Linked DNA regions of Homo sapiens: region 2 is linked to region 1. Evidence: chromatin loops called from intact Hi-C (ENCODE). Cell type or tissue: heart left ventricle. All regions are shown on one strand. Links, peaks and the distances in the headings refer to the core of each region. The heading gives the core; the rest is flanking DNA.

Evidence for each region. Hi-C counts contacts between places; a loop is a spot of excess contacts. Peaks named below come from ENCODE experiments on the same cell type or tissue, not always from the same donor. Only the 100,000 strongest peaks of a DNase experiment are listed, where the experiment ranks them.
Region 2: a loop joins it to region 1, with 2.2 times the contacts of the local background. A loop is called at or near these places in 13 of 110 quality-filtered maps.

What each region holds. Positions count from the first base shown.
Region 1 is chr15:56,885,214-56,889,605 of GRCh38, reverse strand. It overlaps TCF12-DT (TCF12 divergent transcript), which reads left to right. Exons shown (of 4, transcript NR_015419.2): 4 at 1,682-3,436. It overlaps LINC03065 (long intergenic non-protein coding RNA 3065), which reads right to left and starts at 2,538. Exons shown (of 2, transcript NR_183870.1): 1 at 2,436-2,538; 2 at 1,385-1,850. RefSeq lists a silencer at 2,065-2,494 and an enhancer at 2,615-2,704. In heart left ventricle, for the core only: CTCF peaks have their summits at 1,958 and 2,168; a DNase peak (open chromatin) is centred at 2,365; H3K4me3 peaks cover 1,863 bases; H3K27ac peaks cover 2,609 bases.
Region 2 is chr15:56,829,804-56,834,195 of GRCh38, reverse strand. No RefSeq gene overlaps it. Among named protein-coding and RNA genes, the nearest start is that of LINC03065, 55 kb to the left of the region's middle. In heart left ventricle, for the core only: no CTCF peak of the experiment used is centred there; a DNase peak (open chromatin) is centred at 1,810; H3K27ac peaks cover 825 bases.

The DNA of each region.
Region 1 (4,392 bases), core at 175-4,174:
CACATGCCTGTAGTCCCAGTTACTCGGGAGGCTGAGGTGGGAGGTTCACTTGAACACTGAGAGGTAGAGGCTGCAGTGAGCTGTGATCGCTCCATTGCACTCCAGCCTGGGCACCTAGGCGACAGAATGAGAACCTGTCTCAAAAAAAAGAAAAAGAGATTCAGTCACAAGAGTTTAAATTTAAGGAAATAGAAAATGTAGCCATAAAGGTGCTGAAGCACAAAGAAATGTGCTAAGAGTGAAGATTCAGAACCATTATTCTGGCAAGTTAGATTGGAGCAGAGCGAGAAGGAAGTCAGAAAGGCCACATAGAAACTGCTGAACTAAGCCTAGCTGGCTGCATTTAAGGGCTTAGACAGAGAACCTGAAGTAGAGACAGAGGAAGGGATCTGACAGAGGAGGTATTTTAAAGGATAAATTGAAGGCCCTGAGATGACTGGATAAAAGAAATAAAGGGAAGGAACAGGTAAAAAATGACATCGGTGTTTTCAGCTTGGGTGGCAGAGATAGCAGTGGTATCAATGAGAAAGAAGGGAAGTGATTTTGGAAAGATAATGAGATTATGAGATTGGTTTTAGACCTGTCGAAACCTAAAGATGGCAGGACGTCCAGTTAGATACGTTGATGAGATAAAGAGGCAAATATACAAGTTGGGGGAAAAAAAGGTGACATTAAAGATAAGGATCTGCACAGAAGAAACATTTGAACCAATAGTTATAGATCAGTAGAAGAGGGTGAGAGAAAAACAGAAATAAACACTTACTGCTAGACCAAGAGGAAAAAAAGTGGTGTCTCTGAATGAAATGAAATGTAGTGTCTGGTGGAGACACAGGAAGAATGCAGGACACTTTAGTGCATACAAAACTTAGAGAAGTTTCAAATTATGTTAAAAGTAAATGCCAAGCATGCACATACTCATCACCCCATCTCCAGCCTTATTTCTAACTGTTTTTCTGGCTTACTGCACAGCATTCACATTGGCCTCCTTTCTACTAATTCAGACTCACCAAACTGTCTCTGGCTGCAGAGCCTTGGCACTTGCTCTTACTTCTGCCCAGAATCTTCTCCCCAACCCCCCCAACCCCAATATTTGCTTGGCTTTCTACCTCATTTATCTAGACCTCTGTTTAAACATAACTTCCTCAAAGAGGCCTTCTTCAATCAACTTATCTAAAATATAAAATAATGTTCAACTCTCATCTGCATACTTCGTCCTTCTGCTCTTTTTCTTCATAGCGCTCTTCCCTACATGACATTATACAATTGTATATGATTGTAAATGTACTATCTCCCCCACTAGAGCAACTGTAATGAGGTTCCATGAGTGCATTCGTTTTACTCACTGACGTATGTCTGATAAGTAGAACAGAGCCTGGAACAAACAAAGCCTTCAGTAAGAGTTTATTTCATGATGAATGAGTGAAATGCAGTAATTAAGATGAAAAGAAAAAAAATCACAAGAGGTCCAAGTTTAAGTCACAATTCCTAGAACATGCCTATCATTTCACCCAAAAACTCTGCTTAAGGCTCTCATTCTGGCTGCATCTCCTCAAGGGGAAGGGAATTAAGGGAAGTTTGCTACTGCCAAGGAAGGGACTTGGGATACTTTCCTGGATGATAGTGGTAAGAATGCTGTTTTCTCCACAATTACTTCGTTAATAAGAGACATGTCCAATTCCAGACTTCACAGGGTTCCTTCTCCAGCTGAGCTCCAAGTGGAGCTTTGAGAGAAAAACAGAAGGGTGATGGCTAGAAGACTCAGGCTTCCAAAGTATTCCTCTCCTGAGTATCAGCTACCAGGTGAATTTCACAATGAGGATGACAACTTGGAAGGGGCAAGAGTCACGTGCCTGAGGGGAAAGGTCACCAGGGTGCAATCTCTGTTAATCCTTCTCTATACCCAGCTTCCCGATGCGGCCTGTACAGAAACAAGCACGCAGGCACTTAAGAGGACAGTGGTTTCACCGTGTCCCTCCCGGCGGCGCTCCCCACCTTTCCTTCCTCCCCACACGCCCCTCCCAGGCTGCAGGCTTAGCAGCCGACTTCCGCTGATCCCGGCTGGAGGGAGCCTGGAATCCAATTACTCTTCCCTAGGGAGCGCAATCCACCCGTCTGGCCGCAAAGAGCGGAGCCGGGGTCCGAGAGCCGCACAGGCCGGCCCTGCTCCGCCCGCCCCCACTTCCCGCCACCCCTGCCTCGGGCTCGGCAGCCCGGGCGGGGCGAGCAGAGCCGCGTAGAGGTGCGCGGCACTGCCGCCGGAACTATTTGTCCTTCCGCGCGCGGCCCGGCCCGGCGGGGCGAGAGGTTCGCGGCGCTGCATCCCGGGCGCCGACGTCAGCCGGGCTGAGTGGCAGGAGATTAGCCAAGGGCTTCCCCCGCCGCGCGTCCGGGCCAATCGGCTCCGCGGGCGGTGCTCCAGGGACGCGCACACGCACTTTCCAGAATCCACGCCTCCCAGCAACAGCCTCCAGCACCGCGACGCTGCCCTTCCGGCCCGCTTTCTTCGTCCGGCCTGCTACGGCTGCGGGCTTGGACCCTGGCCTCTAGTCTCCTGCGTGCTGCTCCCTAAAGTGACAGGGAAACGGGGCAAGAGGTCCAAGGGTTCCGTAGGAGAAAGAGTATCTGTGGCTCTCCCACCGTCCCGGCTTCCCTAACGGACTAGGGAGTGAAGCTCTGGAGATGGATCTTTGGGAGGAAAAAACTGGACCTCTCTTCGGGTTCTTTAGAGTTTAGGTGGAGAACTCTTTCAGTACCATTGAGTGTTCTCTAGTAAGAGGATCTTACACTGTTGGGTTTCTCACTTGCTTTAAAATTGTGGTCAGAGTACTTCATAAATCCTTTCCTTTCTGCATCTGGGGGAAGGAAAAAAAATGCAACACTCTCTTTACACATTGTCAGACTTTCGAGGCCGCAACGCAACTGACATACATGCTAGAAGGAGAAAGTGCTATATTATGCCTTGTGTCCTCTTTTGAATCACATTCTCCTGAGATGTGGCTGACCCTTAGGCCCATGGTGTTCCTGAATGTGATTGACATGCGTAGTTAGCAAGCTAGTGAGAGAGAACCAGGAAAATTGCTATCAAAACAATTACATACAGGGACATCAGAACAAACGCTTGAGACCACTGGGGAATGAGGGACCATCCCAGTTCTGCCACGGATGCCTTCGGGGATGGTGGCCAAGTCAGATCTTTGTGTCTTGTTTCTTCGTAGCAGATTGAATAGAACTATCTTCACCACACTCACTATTTCAAAGTGTGTTATAAACATTTCACTTAAGGTGAAAATGTTGAAGGTTTTATTTTGGGTGGAGGGAAGGTGGTGCCATTGAAAGGCACTCTCTGAAGGGAAGATTCTGTAAAAGGAAGCCATTTTATCTGCCTACAATTTGGTCATTTCAAAGAAATTCAATGTATATGTGTTAAGACTAATTTATATGCTGAGTTGTGTGCTATGTGGTCTTCATAAGAGTTATAATCTAGTAAACCCAGCTAACTCCTGCATTCTCAAACGGTTTCCCATGCCTGTGCCAGTTTCCATCCCTAAATTCTCGGCAGTTTCATTCCCTATTTCTGCTCAAAGGCTACAAACCATTGCTAGTTACAGGTACAGAACGGTGCTGCGGTGGGAGCTCCCCACTTGAGTCTAAACTGTGGCTGGAGTTCAGACGTGTGGATGTATCTGTGGAACTGATAGGGCAAGGCTCTAGAAGCCAATTGACTGGAGCGATTGAGGAGCCTCCTGGGACAGAACAAATCTTTGAGGAAGAAGGAGCCAGACACACTGAGCTTGAGCTAGGAACAAAGATAAAGTCTTGGGAAGGGAGGGGTCCTTTTGCATTCAGCCTTGTGTCCTGGCCCTTGTCTGAATCCAGTAGGAGTTGGGGAGGGGGAAGAAGATGGAAGGAGGCTATAAGTGAAAACTGAAATATCTGTTTCAAACTTTTTAACTTCCAGATTTCACATTCATAACACATGCCCTCACTTCTTCCTTTAGTAGAAAAAAAAAGGTATGAACAAAAGTGCAAACAACAGGAAACCTGACTAGAGGTGGAAATTTGAAAAATATGGAATTTATTATCCCATAAAATAAGAAGTTTGGAGAAAGGTGGTTCCACTATTGGTTGGTCAAATAACTTAGGGAAGTTGTCCGAGATTGAAGTGGGATTCTTCTTTCTGCTCTGCCATCTTCACATGATGGTAATTTCTCCTGTCATGTCCCTTCATGGCTATACGATGGCGTCTGCTTGTCTTGATGTCAAATACAGTCGGGCATCCAGCAAAGTAGCAAAGTATAGGAATACTATTTCTCTCTCTCCCTTTCTCCCTCTCTCCCTCTCTCTCTGTCTCTCCCCCTCCCTCCCTCCATCTCACAATAAAGGAAGGGAAAC
Region 2 (4,392 bases), core at 263-4,262, 55 kb after region 1:
TGCCTGACTTATTTGGGAGTCCTGAGTGCCTTGTAGAGTGCCTGACACACAGCAGGTCCTCCATAAAATTTTATTAAAATGAGTTAAATTAAATAGGAGTCCAGAGAAGACTTGAGGTAGCCAAAGGTCCTCACTGAGCCTTGGGTTTTATATCAATTGAAAGTTGAAAAGGGGAAAACAGGAGCAACACCCCAGAGATGGGCACGAGCCTAGCAAAAGCTGGGGACTATGAATGGACACATCTGGCTTGAGTGGAGCCTGTAGAATAGGGAGTGTTGGGAAATAAGGTCAGAAAGGCTAGGCAGGGCCATGGAAGACTTCGTCAAAAGCAGAGGAGGTGAAACCTGATATAATAGCTAGTGCAATTTAAGAAAAGAAAAACTTAGAAATATCTGTACACAAAATAAGCCTTATCCCTTCTATAATACCTCTACTTTGGAATTTATTATTTTGTTACTATTAGTATATCACTGTTCCAAAGGGCCTTCCATCAGTGAAGCATAACAGTGTGGGGTTTTGAAGTGGAGTGTGATGCATGGGCGTTGGAAGCCCTGGAGTTGAATTTCCACTCTGGCACTAATTTGTGACCTGCTATGGTGAAATTGTTTTGAGTCGCTTATCCTCGGTGTTCTCATCTGTGAAATGAAGGCATGAAGGTGCATGACATGATTCATGAGTTCCCTTTGATCTCTAGTACTCAACATATGGAAGGATAATGAATTCTTAGCCAACTTATTAATCTACCCTTGTTCTTCTTTTTCTTTCTGTTTTTTTTGAGATGGAGTCTTGCTCTGTCACTCAGGCTGGAGTGCAGTGGCGCGATTTTGGCTCACTGCAACCTCTGCCTCCCGGGTTCAAGTGATTCTCCTGTCTCAGCCTCCTGAGTAGCTGGGACTACAGGCACATGCCACCACGCCCAGCTAATTTGTATGTTTTTTTTAGTAGAGACGGGGTTTCACCATATCGGCCAGTCTGGTCTCGAACTCCTGACCTCGTAATCCGCCTGCCTCAGCCTCCCAAAGTACTTGGATTACAGGTGTGAGCTACCGCACCCGACCTGTTCCTGGTTTTTTTTGCTTGCTTGTTTACCAGTTTTCTGGTGTCAGAGTTGCTTTATTAAACTGGTCTCTGACAGTCCCACAGTATGTTCTGCTGAGATCAGCCTCTGAAGCTTAACCATCTTGTGAGATCTGGAAAGCCCTCCTCAACCTCCACTCCTTCAAATCCCAGCCCCAGCCAACATCTTTCTTAAAGTTTTCCTGACCTCTGCATGTCTTTGCTATTTCCTCCCACTTTTAGGGTTTAAAGACAGTTTTTCTTTAGTTATCACTTGCTTCATATTGGCTTTTCTCTCTCCAATTAGTTTGTAAACATCTTAAAATAAGTAACTGTTAAGTGCAGTATTTGCTTATCTCCCCCACATCACCACAAAGCTAGGCACAAAATAAACATCTAAGGAGGTTTTTGAATATTGAACTGAATGATGTACAAGGGATATTAATAAAAATAGAAAAACTAAACCGTCAAAAAGGATAATCTATAGGGATTGGAATGGAAATAATTGTAGCATATCAATAATTTTATACATGGTATTTTGTACCCAGCAAAAGACTGTTTTAAGACAGAGTGATCTGTGAAGTTTCTGGTCTGTGGGCTTGTCTTGAATTAAAGAGTGGGTGGTACTAGGGCTTAGAGATATTCCAGCCAACTCGAGGAAAAGAGAAACAGAGAACTGTTTACTGAGTGACTTTGCTGTTGGACATGTCCCAGCTGCAGCTTGGGAACATCGGGCAGAGTTACCACCCCGCTGCCACAACCTCTGCCAACTTGGATAAAAAGCAGTGAAGTTGACCTGTCTTTTGGCTCTGGAACAAGGCGAGGGAGCGCACCAGCAGGCATGGGAAGGAAGAAGTTGTGAAATGAAAGACATGAAAAAGAGATGACTCTGATCTTCTTTCCCCTCACTACCCTGAGTCTCTCTCCTGCCTCCTTGATACCTGTAAACTGGTATAAAGCAGAATTCTATACCTTACACCAAGTGGGGCCTGGGGCCCTTGGAGTCCAGCTTGGGATAACAAGAAAGCAGTGAGAGTCAGTTGTTTTGTTCCCTAAAGCGGTTCTAGGTTTGAAAAGGTTTGAAATTAATCCTCTAGGAAGGTAATTAGCTTTCAAACAACATAACACTTCAAAAAAATCAATGCAAAATATAAGACAAAAGGTCGCTGTTTAAAGTAGTTGAGTTCTAGATCTGACAGTATTGTGGCTCTCTTGGTTGTAAATTAGCTCACGGAGATAAAATGTCTGAGTTTAGGACTTCAGATCCTGCCTTTGCTGTCAGATTGCCTCAAGCTGTCTCTGGTAGGAAAGTCTAGAAACATGGATTCATTATATACCCCCCCACTTTCTGACATGCTCCAAATCTGTTAGTGTCTGTAACAGAGCTCTGCATTGCATTGATTTGTCTTACTGTGTGAGGAAATTATGGGAATAACTCCCATGTGTCAGCAACCATTTAGTCAGCACACAGTTCCTTACCAGGGAAAATGGCAAGATTTATTAGGGAAAGTATCTGTCATCCCATATAAATAGATGCACAGTTAAAGCATATGTAGCAGGCAGGGTGTATGTTTCTGTGTGACTGATCATAAGGAACTTATTATCAGGAACGCTGTAGAAAAATCAGTCATTTGGGAAGGTGGCAAGCATAAGGGTACACTTATACTTCATGCAAAATGTCCCTCAAAATTGTAATTTTGGCTTTAAGTGCATTGTTGCGGTAGGAATCATTTTTATTAAAAATATATTTTTGCTTTAATTTTTTTACTATTGAGAAAATATATGCAAGTGATAAAACAGGCAAATAATAGAAAAAGGATGTAAAGGTCTTTTTCCTCTGCTTATGCCAGTCTCCTGTGTCCCTCTCCCTCAGAGGCCATCACTGTTGCCAATTTATTTTGTGTCATTAGGAAGTCTGCACAAACAAGCTCATCCTCTTCTTCAGCATTACACACATGGTAGTCCACACCCCACACTCTTCTGAAGTAGTTCTGGAAATCATTTCTTATTAGTCTGCAGTATGATCCAGGCTTATTGTTTTTCATAGATTTAACCAATGTTGACATCTTGCCTGACTTTAGAGTTTTTTGCTTGTTTGTTTTAACATTACAGATACATTTTAACCATAGCACCCACTGCCCAATTCCATTGCTCTCTGCCCAGAGATAATCACTATCCTGAAATTAGCATGTATCCTTCCTTCCTGGTTCTTACATATTTTGCACATACATAGTTGATATTTCATTGTGTGACTTTGGCACCATTTATTGATCCACCATTCTTTTTTTTCCCTTTTTCTTTCTTTTTTTTTTTTTTTTTGGAGACAAGGTCTCATTCTGTCACCCAGGCTGCAGTGCAGTGTTGTGATCTCAGGTCCCTGCAGCCTCAATCTCCCCAGGCTCAGGTAATCCTCCCACCTCAGCCTTCTGAGTAGCTGAGACTACAGGCATGAGCCACCATGCCGGGCTAATTTTTGTATTTTTTGTGGAGGCAAAGTTTTACCATGTTGCCCAGGCCAGTCTTGAACTCTGGGGCTCAAGAGGTCCGCCTGCCCACATTGGTCTCCCAAGGTGCTGGGATAAAGGTATGAGCCACTGAGCCCTGTCCACAATTATATTTTTGAACATTTAGGTTGGTTCCAATGTTTTGCTATTAAAAACGGTGCTACAAAAAACAATGTATTTCATTTCTCCTTGGGCATATGCGTGAGAATTTTTTAGGATACATACCCACAGGCAGAATTGCTAGGTCATAGGTTAGCATGTGCTCATCAACTTTGTTTGATATTGCAACATTGTCCTCCAATGTGATTTTCTACAATACACATTCACACCAGCCATATTTACAAGTTCTTTTTTTCTTTTTCTTCCACATCCTTACCAACACTTGGGCTTCTCAGACTTCTAAATTTTGCCCTTCTGATGGATGTGAAATAGTACTTCATTGTGGTTTTAATTTGCATTTATTACTGAAGTTGAGTATCTTTTATGTTTTTTGGCTGTTTAGTTTCCTTCTAACAATTAACTGTTGATATCATCGACAAATTTTCTACTGTATTGCTTGCTTTTTTCTTATTCATTTATAGAGATTTAAAAATACTCTTGATGCTAATACCCAGTAATATATACTATAATTAACTTCTCCAATGGCTTGCATTTTCACTGTGTCTGGCGTCTTTTGTTTCATAGAATTTTAATATTTAAATGTATTCAAATGATCACTGTTATCATTTATGCTTTTGTTATTTTATTTAAGAAAACTGAAAATGTAATGAAGACATTCTCCTGTATTTACTTTGTAATTTTAAGATTCCCCCTGTCACCCTACCATACATTT